Regions from separate parts of the Homo sapiens genome. Here region 2 is linked to region 1. A link is a contact called in ENCODE Hi-C or POLR2A ChIA-PET data. All regions are on one chromosome and are shown on one strand. The core of a region is the stretch at or near the end of the contact, and the rest is flanking DNA. Distances in the headings are between cores, read along the strand shown. Region 1 has its middle 60 kb from the start of KLF4. Region 2 overlaps LOC105376205 (a long non-coding RNA gene).

What was found. Hi-C counts contacts between places; a loop is a spot of excess contacts on that map. ChIA-PET counts read pairs that join two places held with the same protein, here RNA polymerase II (POLR2A).
Region 2: a map of endothelial cell of umbilical vein shows a loop between it and region 1 (4-fold over the local background). The contact joins two enhancer-like sites. A Hi-C loop is called at or near these places in 5 of 168 maps with a recorded cell type or tissue (astrocyte of the cerebellum, endothelial cell of umbilical vein, lower leg skin and 2 more). POLR2A ChIA-PET finds 5 or more read pairs at or near these places in 1 of 52 experiments (activated CD8-positive, alpha-beta memory T cell).

What each region holds. Positions count from the first base shown.
Region 1 is chr9:107,546,497-107,552,081 of GRCh38, forward strand. No RefSeq gene overlaps it. Among named protein-coding and RNA genes, the nearest start is that of KLF4, 60 kb to the left of the region's middle. Within about 2 kb of position 2,000, at least 13 of the 41 ENCODE cell types and tissues checked have a DNase peak (open chromatin) inside an H3K27ac peak, as active enhancers do; they include endothelial cell of umbilical vein, where a contact is called at or near this core.
Region 2 is chr9:107,583,629-107,589,762 of GRCh38, forward strand. It overlaps LOC105376205 (a long non-coding RNA gene), which reads left to right. Exons shown (of 9, transcript XR_930217.2): 4 at 2,451-2,549. Among named protein-coding and RNA genes, the nearest start is that of KLF4, 97 kb to the left of the region's middle. RefSeq lists enhancers at 3,723-4,248, 4,249-4,773. Within about 2 kb of position 3,928, at least 21 of the 41 ENCODE cell types and tissues checked have a DNase peak (open chromatin) inside an H3K27ac peak, as active enhancers do; they include endothelial cell of umbilical vein, where a contact is called at or near this core.

The DNA.
Region 1 (5,585 bases), core at 750-3,249:
CTTGCCTCACTGCAACCTCTGCCTCCTGGGTTCAAGCGATTCTCCTGCCTCAGCCTCCCAAGTAGCTGGGACTACAGGATCCCACCATCATGCCTGGCTAATTTTTGTATTTTTAGTAGAGATGGGATTTCACCGTGTTGGTCAGGCTGGTCTCGAACTCCTGACCTCAGGTGATCCGCCTGCCTTGGCCTTCCAAAGTGCTCGGATTACAGGTGTGAGCCACTGTGCCCACTCCATCCTGTTATTTGCATTAACCATTGCGTATAGATGAGGAAACTGAGTTCTAGAGACTACACAGAGCTAGTAAGTGACACAGTAAGAATTACAGTCTTACCGTGAATTATGAATCCAAGTTTAATCCATGCTTTTTCCAGTACACCATGCCTTTACCCCCCTCCCTGACAAAAAATAGCTATGAAACATTCAGCAACCCTGAAATTGTTGATTTACTGTAGTGCTCCCTCCTAGGATAATGCACCTTATAGATCTGTTTTCCAGGCACCATTTGAGCATCTGGCAAATGGGAGGATCTTTCCTCATGGCAGCTGGAAACCAGCAAGTAAAACATTTACCAGGTTATTGACATAATGAGTCTGGGTGTTTGTTTAGGTATCAGGCAGTTATTGATTGCTTTTTAACACTGTTTTGAAATGAAAATAAATGTGAGAATAAGCCCCTAAATGGCCCTAATAGAATGTCAAGACTAATCAATACTTGAGTATGATAAATTTATAATCCTGGGAGGGACTGCTGAGGGGAACCATTAGTTCTGTCTGACTGCATAATGGGGTTGGGGGCTTACAGGATGGGAAGGCTTTTAGGAGGCCTCTGAGGAGGAACCAGAGGAGGGGGCAAGGGCAGGGGTTAGTCAGTAGATGAAGAATCAGGAACTTCTTGCGGATGGTCTCATGTCAGTTACAGGACTCTTTGTTGTTGATACCCAAGGGCAACAGCATATTTTAGCCACTTTAAATGAGGTTGCCTTCTAAGAAAGGAACTATCAACTAGGATGAAACCAGAGATATGCAAATCTCTGGTAAAGACAGAACAGCTGACTAGATCAAGGCCCTCCACAATTTTAGCATTTCTAAAGAAAGATTGCGTCCATCTAATGGAGGCTGGAGTCATTCCTGGAATTTTGGAAAATAGGAACTATTATTGATGGGGACTTGGAGTCTTTCTCTATTAAAGTACTAATTTTTAGATCACATGACCATAACATAGGACCCTTCAAGACTGTAATGTGGCTTCTCAAGGGCCGGTCTGTCTACAGGGAGAACTTCTCCCAGTCCTGCCCATGGGGGCCAGGAGCCTGCTGAAGCTGGGAACCTGTGGGAGCAGTTAGTGGGCAAGAAAAGCTCGGGAGGACGAAGTGAGCATCAGCTGTAAGGAGGAAGGAGGAAGGAAACCAGACTGACAACTGGGTTTGATCAACCAAAGATCACAGTGACCTTGTTAAGAACTGTTTTGGGAGTAGGATGGGCCTGATGCCAGTTTTGAAGCTGTGCAGGGAGAGCTAAGGCCATAACTGGAGGGGAAGTCGGGTGAAAGGATTACTTATTTTTTAATTTTTCAGTGTGAGAAACCTGGGCATGTTTGGATGTTGACAGGAAGGGCTGGTGGAAAGAGTTGATTGCAGACACCTTAGGGAGAGGAGTTGTTGGTTAGTGTGATGCTCCTGGGCAGATGGATGGGGAGGTGGCAGACTTAGGTGAAAGGAAGAAGGGAGGCAGGCCCAGAAGTGTGGATGAGGAACACTGGGACTGTAGGATGGGGTCTTCTTTGCTCAGGGTGAATGAGCCTGTTTGGGGTGCATGAGGCTGTTAGTTTGAGGAAGGGGTGGAGGGGCTTAGAACCCATTGTTGAGAGAAATGTGAGGAAGTGTCTCCAACAGGGGAGAGAAAAAGGCTTCCTAAAGTACGTTTCAGGCCCAGCATGAGCCCCCTCTCCCCAGTTCATCTGTAAGGGCCAGCCTCTGCCAAGAAACACAATGTCTCTCTGTCATCAATGATGCAACCGTGAGTAAGAGGCACTGAATCCTGTTTCCGACATAAAAATGAAAGTGATATAAGACACAGAGCCATTGTGAAATCTAGACAAATCTTTAACTATTTGTCATTTAGCACATTGCTTTGCTCACCCTGTGTCTTCGTTTTCCCAAAGGTGGACAACTCACTGAGGGCCCTCAGCCCTTCCTCAGCTCACAAGCGGGACCTCAGGTCTATAAACAGTTTCAGGAGGAAAGGGAAGCAGAATGAGGAAACGAGGCTCCAATGCCAAGCATTGGGGAGCCCGGAAAGACCACATTTCCAAGAATTCCAGGCCCGGAAGTAGGAGCTGGTGAGCGCTTCTTTAAGTCAACCCATTAGGTATCAATAAGATGAACAGGACAATTACTCTGGGGTCAGTTACTCCCCTTCCAGAAGGAATCTTCACTGTGGCTTACTCATTGCTAGCAGGAATCCTTTAAATGCCAAGCTTCCTAGTGCGTTTCATTAGGATTTTAATGTTCACAAACACAATTCCAGGATCATCTCCTGGGCATAATTAACAGGGCCAATTGGATGAGCCACTTTTCTTGGAGGTAGCTTGAGACTGGAATAGGGTTCTTATGCCTAGAGATGTAGAGGAAGAACTTTTTTTGAACTAGAAACTCCCTTCTCTAACAGGTGGATTTGTGACCTTCCCCTTCCCAAGACTTGCTTTGGGCTTGGGTAGAAGGAGAGCAGATTCCCAGAGATGGTCCTGGTTTATGGAAAAGGCATGAGCACAGTCCAGGAATGGATACTGTTGGTGACAGCAAATTAGAAATCCTAGCTGGAGGGTGAGCTGTGGTAGCAAGAGGAAGTTGTACATTTTATTTAGACTGGATTTGTGACATGCTGGCAGCATGTGAAAAATAACAGATAACGTAGATTTGTACATGCCATCTCGGGGGCTGGCATTGCAGTGGAGAAGGGAGGGCCAAAATGCCAGGATCCCAGTTCCACCAGTTTTGACAGTGTAACTTTTGGCTATTGTTTCTCTCATCTGGGAAAGGTCATAATAATACCCTGAGGGTCACTCCAAAGATTGGAATAATTTAATTTGAAGTTCTGTGCAAATTAAGGGACCCATTACAAACATTAACTTTCTTGAAAAAAATCTGTATTATTTTATCATTATTGTTGTTTTCTTTTGTAGAGACAGGGTCTCACTATATTACCCAGGCTGGTCACATACTCCTGGCCTCAAGCAATCCTCCCACTTTGGCCTCCCAAAGTACTGGCATTACAGGAGTGAGCCACCACACCCAGGCTTAATTCTTATAGGCAGAGGCTACACATAAGTATAAGCTTTTAAGAATTGAGGTGTGGACAACATTCATTTATTCTTAAAACTTTTTTTTTTTTTTTTTTTTTTGGAGATGGAGTCTTGCTCTGTCACCCAGGCTGGAGTGTAGTGGCCCGATCTCAGCTCACTGCAACCTCTGCCTCCTGGGTTCAAGTGATTCTCCTGCCTTAGCCTCCTGAGTAGTTGGGATTACAGGCACCCGCCACCATGCCCGGCCAATTTTTGCATTTTTAGTAGAGATGAAATTTCACTATGTTGGCCAGGCTGGTCTCGAACTCCTGACCTCAGGTGATCTGCCTGCCTCAGCCTCCCAAAGTGCTGGGTTTGCAGGTGTGAGCCACTGTGCTGGCCATATTCTTCAAAATTCTGATGTCACTCCGTATGTAGGAGGTACCATGCCAGATGCTTGGGATACATAAACAGTAAGATATAAATCTCTGCCCTGAAAATGCCAAGCATACTGGGGGAGGTGGAAAGCAGTGATCTCAATAAAATATAGTATAATTTGAGCATCCTTAATTCAAAAATTCAAAATCTGAAACTTTTTTTTTTTTTTTTTTGAGATGGAGGCTCGCTCTGTCGCCCAGGGTACAGGGCAGTGGCACAATCTCAGCTCACTGCAACCTCTTCCTCCTGGATTCATGCAATTCTCCTGCCTCAGCCTCCTGAGTAGCTGGGATTACAGGCATGCGCCACCTGTAATTTTTGTATTTTTCGTAGAGATGGGGTTTTGCCACGTTGGCCTGGCTGGTCTCGAGCTCCTGACCTCAGGTGATCCACCCGTCTTGGCCTCCCGAAGTGCTAGGATTACAGGTGTGAGCGACCATGCCTGGCCAAGATCAGAAACTTTTTGAGTGCCATCGTAACACCACAAGTGGAAAATTCCACACCTGACCTAATATGATAGGTCGCAGTCAAAACTATTTCTTGCACAAAATTGTTAAAAATTTTGTATAGAATTGCCATAGGCTATGTGTATAAGGTGTATATGAAACATAAATGAATTTTGTGTTTAGACTTGGGTCTCATCCCCAAGATATCTCATTATGTGTATGCAAATATTCCCAAATCTTAAATCCAAAACACTTCTGGTCTCAAGCATTTCAAATGAGGGATACTCAACCCATATGTGTTGTGAGAGCGAGGGGTAAAAGATGCACTCTGGTTTTGGGATGGGATTCCCGTGTGACCAGAGCTGACTTTTGAGCAGGCTCATTGGAGGCTGAGGAGGGAAGAAAGGCATTGCAGGTAGAGGCCGGGCACGGTGGCTCACGCCTGTAATCCCAGCACTTTGGGAGGCTGAGGCAGGCGGATCACCAGGTCAGGAGATTGAGACCATCCTGGCTAACACAGTGAAACCCCGTCTCCACTAAAAATACAAAAATTTAGCTGGGCATGGTGGTGGGTGCCTGTAGACCCAGCTACTCGGGAGGCTGAGGCAGGAGAATGGTGTGAACCCGGGAGGCGGAGCTTGCAGTGAGCCGAGATCACACCACTGCACTCCAGCCTGGGCGATAGAGCGAGACAAAAAAAAAATAAAAAAGGCATTGCAGATAGATGCAGCTGCATGAGGCATGGAACAGGATGGGCCATGGAACTCCTGGCCTCAAGTGATCCGATTGCCCTCGGCCTCCCTAAGTGCTGGAATTACAGGCGTGAGCCACCACACCTGGCCATATTTCTTTGTTTTTTGAGACAGGGTCTTACTCTGTTGCCCAAGCTGGAGTGCAGTGGTGCCATCATGGCTCACTGCAGCCTCGACCCCCACGTGATCCTCCCACTTCAGCATCCCAGATAGCTAGGACTACAGGCACATGACACCACACCTGGCTAATTTTTTAACTTTTTGTAGAGACAGGGTCTCGCCATGTTGCCCAGGCTGGTCCCCAGCTCCTGGCCTCAAGTGATCTTCCTATCAGCTTCCCAAAGTGGGACTATAGGTATGAGCCACCACGCATGGTCTCAAAACTATGTTTGGATTCAAGCAAAGGAACTTTTTTTGTTGTTTATAAAATATTAAGCCGGGTGTGGTGGCTTATGCCTATAATCCCAGCACTTTGGGAGGCTGAGGCAGGTGGATCACCTGAGGTCAGGAGTTTGAGACCAGCCTGGCCAACATGGTGAAACTCCATCTCTACTAAAAATACAAAACTTAACAGGGTGTGGTGGTGCACTCCTGTAATCCCAGCTACTTGGGAGGCAGAGAGGCAGGAGACTCACCTGAACCCGGGAGGCGGAGGTTGCAGTGAGCC
Region 2 (6,134 bases), core at 2,678-5,177, 39 kb after region 1:
TTTTGTGACAGAGTTTCACTCTTGTTGTCCAGGCTGGAGTGCAATGGCGTGATCTCAGCTCACTGCAACCTCCGCCTCCCAGGTTCAAGTGATTCTTCTGCCTCAGCCTCCCAAGTAGCTGAGATTACAGGCATGTGCCACCACACCTGGCTGATTTTGTATTTTTAGTAGATACGGTTTCACTATGTTGGCCAGGCTAGTCTCGAACCCCTAACCTCAGGTGATCCACCTGCCTCAGCCTCCCAAAATGCTGGAATTACAGGCATGAGCCACTGTGTCCGGCCGATTATTTACTCTTTTAGTGAGATACAAAAAGAATCTCCTAGCAGTCATGTGGAGGAAACTGTTGAATAAATAGAAGTTGCAAATGCCAGTAATGACCAGGAGCTAATTTCACTCTCTGATTGTTGTGGTGACATTTCTATTATTGCTGGTCATTGTTGCATATTTTTGGCCTCTGCCTCTTCCAAGTCTCTCTCCCTACCTCCTGGTCCTAGCTACCGCTCTGGTTTCCATCTCCAACTCTTTTTTGGAAAAGTTCACCTGATCCCATCACTGTGGTTTTCTCATGAGCTAATGAAGAAATGCCTCGCACCTGATGAACACTGGCTGTTAATCAGCAGCAGTGCAATTACTCTCACACCATCGTCCTTACTACAAATGCCTTCACTGCCTTCTCATTGTCCTCAAATTAAAGGCCAAGCACCTTAGCATGACTCATGGAAACCAGGCCCTGCTTTCTCTCGGCCTCAATTCTCACCACTTTCCCACCCTCCCTAGTCCAGCCACAGAAGCTCTTGCAAGTTCCCAAATGCTCCATGCTCTCTCGACCACAGCTCTTTGCACAGGCTGCTTTCTCTGCTAAGAATGCCCTTCTAGGAATCCAGGCACTGCATCCCAGGACCCAGGCATTCACAGACGACAAACCCAGAGAGGCAACTTTAAAGGGGCTTGGTTCTCAGAAGTTTATCCCAGTTGGGCAGAGTGTGTGTGAGTCGAATGCTGGCTGCTGGCTGCCTGTGAGCTGCGTCTCTAGCCCTAATTTTGCCTCTATTTCTTATCTTAACTGACCCTCGACTCTCTGCTGAGGATACCGTTTGCCCTTGGCCTTTGAGAGTTAAGGTTTTAAAAAATTCCTGACTCCAGATGTGGAGGCAGAGGCTGCCTTCTCCTGCTTTTCATTGCCACTTCCAGATCCTTGCACACCTGCCACTGTTCAGCCTCCCTCTCCTCTCCAAACCTTCACTCACATTTCATGCAGTGACTCTGCCTCTAGGACCAGGCAGTGGCTGGGTGCTTTCTCATGTGGTAGGTGTCTCAACACATCTTCCCAAACCACCTTGCAGGAAAGTTATGCTTACCCCTGCTTTACAGATGGAGAAATTAGAAGCTTAAAGAGGTGAACTTTGCTCAAAGTCTTGGCCAGGGTTGCAAACTCACACCTGCTTCTGAGTCTGTGTTCTTTCCCCTATTCTGTGGTCTTGGAAAGTTTAAGGTTATGTCACTGCTGATACTAAGTGGTGACCACGGGCAAGTCACTGGCCTTTTATGGACCACAATTCTTTCATTTTAAAGCTGGGGAGACCCATATCTATCTTCCCCTTTCATGGGGTTGTTGGATATTTCAAAGCCACTAGAAAGCTCTTTCTAGAAGACACATGAACTTTAAAAGGCCAGTTGAAAGGTCCAACCCTCTGGCTCACTCACTGTCCAAAATGGGATACACCTCTGAGAGACGAGCCCATTTAAGGTCGCCTCTCTGCATTTGTCGTCTGTGAATGCCTGGGTCCTGGGATGCAGTGCCTGGATTCCTGGAAGGGCATTCTTAGAGAAAGCAGCCTGTGCAAAGAGCTGAGGTTGAGAGAGCACGTAGCATTTGGGAAACTGCAAGGGCTTCTATGGCTGGACTAGGGAGGGTGGGAAAGTGGTGAGAATTGAGGCTGAGAGAGAGCAGGGCCTGGTTTCATTTATTTATTTATCCATTCGTGATATCTATTGAGGGCTCTCTGAGCTGGACTCTGGACCAGGACAGGAATCAGGCTCTTGTCCTTGTGAACTCCATGTGTCTTGACATGCTAAAGTGCTTGGGCTTTAATGTGAGGACAATGAGAAGGCAGTGAAGGCATTTCTAGTAAGGACGATGCTGATGAGACTAATTTCCCTGCTGCTGCTAACAGCCAGTGTTCATCAGGTGCAAGGCATTTCTTCATTAACTCATAATGCACTCAACAGCCATTGTAAGTGGGATAGATGTTATTCTCATTTTAAGGTGAAGAAGCCATGAGAAGACTAAGTTCGGCGATGTTAAGTAACTGACCCAAAGTATACACAGGTGGTCTGTTGTTGACCCAGACTTCAACCCAGGCTATCTGACTCTAGGGGCCACTCTCTTAACCCCGCCCTTCTCCTCAGTGGTCGGAGCTGAAGTATTATCTTGCTTGATTTTTCAGTTTACCTTTTTGAGAGTTAAATCTGTGTGGAGGAGGAAAGGAGGAGAGACTAGAAGCGGAGAGGCCCTTTGGAGGCTCTGGTTCAGGCAAAAAAGGATGGTGAGTTTAATCTTGGGAGGGGGGGTGACTTTGAAATTTGGCAAGTTCAAGAGGCTTTAGGAAATTAGAATGAATAGTACATTGATCCATTCACTCAGCAGCTACTATCTGTCTGTTTAGAGGCAGGATCTTGCTCTGTCATCCAGGCTGGAGTGCAGTGGTACAATTATGGTTCACTATAACCTCAATTTCCTGGGTGCAAGTGATCCTCCTGCCTCAGCCTCCCAAGTAGCTGGGAATACAGTGCGTGTCACTACTAAAAATTTTTATAGAGATGGGTTCTGTCTATGTTGCCCAGGCTGGTCTTGAACTCCTGGCTTCAAGTGATTCTCCTGCCTTGGCCTCCCAAAGTGTTGGGATTACAGGTATAAGCCGCCATGCCTAGCCATCTGTTTATTGAGCAGCTAAGATGTGCCAGGCCCAGAAATGGCCAGGCCTGGGTTGGGGGGTGGCCCAGAAAGATTGCTGGTCTGTGAGTGAGAGGGGTGAGTCAAAAGTGACCTCACCAGATAAGGAGAGTTCTTCCTGAAATGAAGGTGCAGCCCACACCACTGCCTGAGGCAGAAGGAGTTAAGGGGAGCCTCCTGGAAGGGTCCCATCCTGCAGGTGAGAAGCGAGGGCCATCTGCAAGTGGGGCCGCCTGTAGTTTCCACCTGGCTGTGATGGGTTCCTTTTTGGCTCAAGTTGAGGTTTGCTTTGGCATGATTCCTCATTAATTACCCTTGGAGGTAATTCTGCAAATGCCAGTAATGACCAGTAGTTAATCTCTCTCTCTCCTGCTTGCCTCGCTTCTTCACTTGTTTTTTTCTTTAATGGGCCATCCAACCTTGTTGGAATGTTTACCAAAGCAGGATAGTTAGAGATGTAAATAAATGAATTTACCTTGTCTAAAGGATCTGGAGATAGAATTAAGGTGAGAGGAGTAATTTACAGGTGAATAATTACTTGGAAACCTCAGCAGAGAGACTGCTGGCGTTCTCTAATTATTTCTCTTCTCCCAATTTTCTCTTCTTTGAACTGCCAGCACGGGGGTGTACAGGGGTGGCATGGGGGGCTGGAGATGTTATTCTGGATTTCCCCTTGTGATTGTGAAATTCCTTCTGGGGAGGGCCTTGCCAGGATGTAGGGTTGTGACTTGCATGGCACTTTCACACCATGACTTCATTCAGATCCTCTGTGAGCGCTCTAGGTGGATGGTATGGCTAGCCACATTTATGGATGGAGAAATTGAGGTTCCTATATGTGAAGTCATTCCCCACAAGCCACACCACGGATCAGTTGCGTATTGTGGCTCAGACCCAGGTTTCTGACACTCCCCCCGCCCTACAGCTGCCTATAGGGCTTCCTCACCTGCCAGGCTGCCTTCTCCCTTCCCCAGGCAGACCCTTGACCCCTCCCAAACACCCCAGGCCGCGTGGAGCCAAAACGTTCTTTGGCGAACAACCTGCTCCGTCTTCCCTGTAAGCTAGTGGCCGCGCCCCTTCCTTACGCAGCTCATTTTCCATTTTAAGATTTCCTGTTTGAACTAAAGGGCAAAGATCTCAGCAGTATCAGCCTGGAGCCGGGCTTCTGTGTGTATAAAGGGGAGCCCTGGTCCCTGCCCTCTGTTTGTCCACTGGCCTTATCGACGGAGCCCAAGTCCCAAGTTCAGAGGCTTCAGTTCCTTCCCGATTTGCTGGGTAAAGTCCGGCCCTTCCGTGCGGGCGGCCAGGGCGGGTGGCCAGCCTGGAGCCAGCGGTCATTTATGGCCGGGCAGCGCTTCCGTCCTGCCTGGCAAGCCACTGGCTGCCGCTGACAGACGGACGGACGATGGAGAGACAAGGGCTCTTGGGGGTGCTTTCTCTTTCCCGTCCTTCCCTTTGTCCTCGGCTGAGGGCTGAACTCCTCTGGGGCTCTGCTGGCCTGGCAGCCATATGTCCCTGTAAATAGGGACAGACAGGGAGGAGGTCTGGGTTCCCTGAAGCCTCCTTGAAATTACATCTTCTTATGGGGTCGATTTGGCTCTCCAGGCCAGCATATACACTCACACTCACACACATATTCATGCTCAAGCACACACTCCCGGATAAAAACCGAGGCTCTCTATAGCTGAGTCCTTTCTCAGAGACACTGAGCTGGTGCCATTTTTATGGGGGATAATAAGAACTGTATCTTGGGAAGAACAGCACGTTAGTTCCAAGGTCCTTTCATCTCCTATGTCTCATCTGATCTGGAGGAAAATCAGGAGTCATCCAGATAGTTATCACCTGCATTTTACAGATGAGAGAAACTGAGAATCGGTGCCTTCATTTAATCATCCCTTTATTCAACGGGAGTTCCTAGGGAGCTTGCATCCACCAGGTGCTAAGGATTAAGAGGTGAAGTAGGTACAGTCCCTCTTCAGGTTGCTCAGGAAGTCAGTGATTGCAAGGCGGGGCACCAAATGCCCGAAGCAGCACCCTGGGGTGCCATGGGAGGCGGGAGTCAGGGCATGGGTTGGGGCTGGGGAAATGCTCCCATAAGGTTTGTCCAAAACCCCTGTGAAGCACAAGGAGACCCGGAGAAGGGCTGTAGCTCTTGATGGTGTGCACAGGACACATCCTACCTTTGAGTCTAGGCACAAATTGTGCATGAGGCTCTCTCTGTAGTGAAAGTCAGCCCTAGAGACACAGTGGAGAGGCTTCCTCTATTTGTGAACTGCTTTATCTCCAGGGCCTTAAATGGAGCACTCGATAAATATTTGCTGTTGAATGGACGCATACTACATACACACGTGCACACACAGTGCATGCCACTCTATCTCAGAGCTATAGAACCTACAACCTGAAGGAAGCTTCTAGAATAGTGCAGATTGATGGCTGGGGGCAGATCCAGAGTCAGAGCCATGGTGACCTGATTCTGGATCTCATATGCATGCCCTGAAGACCATGGGACTAGGTATTGAGGCACCCAAGTTCTGGTCTCCTTTACAATAGCTTTCAACTTTGTGTGACCTAATTTTTTTCCATTGCAAAGTAAGGAGGCCCTGTTGGCTGACCTCAGAAAGCCCCTTTTTCTGCTCTAACATTTGGTTAGTCTGGGAATGGGCAAATGGTACTAGGCAGGAATTTCTCCAAGCTGAGGAGAGTCCTTCTCTTTCCAGCCTGATATAGCAGGCTTCTGTCTGTTCTCCCTTGCCAACCCTCGTTGCCAGAAAAATGTAGGCCCCGTGGTCACTGCTGCTGGCCCTCTGGGCTCCTGTCTGCCTTCCCTGCTGCCTGCTGGCATGCAGGGGTGAGGGGCTATCATGTGGCTATTCTCCCACCCCCAGGCCCAGCCTCCCCATTCACTTCATCAGAACAAGGTGTCTGGGAACTGAGGAGTCTAGGGGTGACAGGGTGTCACTAGGCTCTTCCAGGCTGTGGTCAGCCCAGAGCCCCACAGCCCCAGAGCCTGTGCAGAGTCCTGCCTGGGGACTGTCCCATCTGGCCTGCCCTTCCGCCTTCCCTCTCATGGCTGCCGATGTGTGGTCTGCAGTAAATTTCTCTTGAGGCTCAGAGACTTCAGCAATGGCTATGAAAGATGTGGAGTCCCCAGTGTGCCCTCAGCCTGCAGCCATCATCTTTT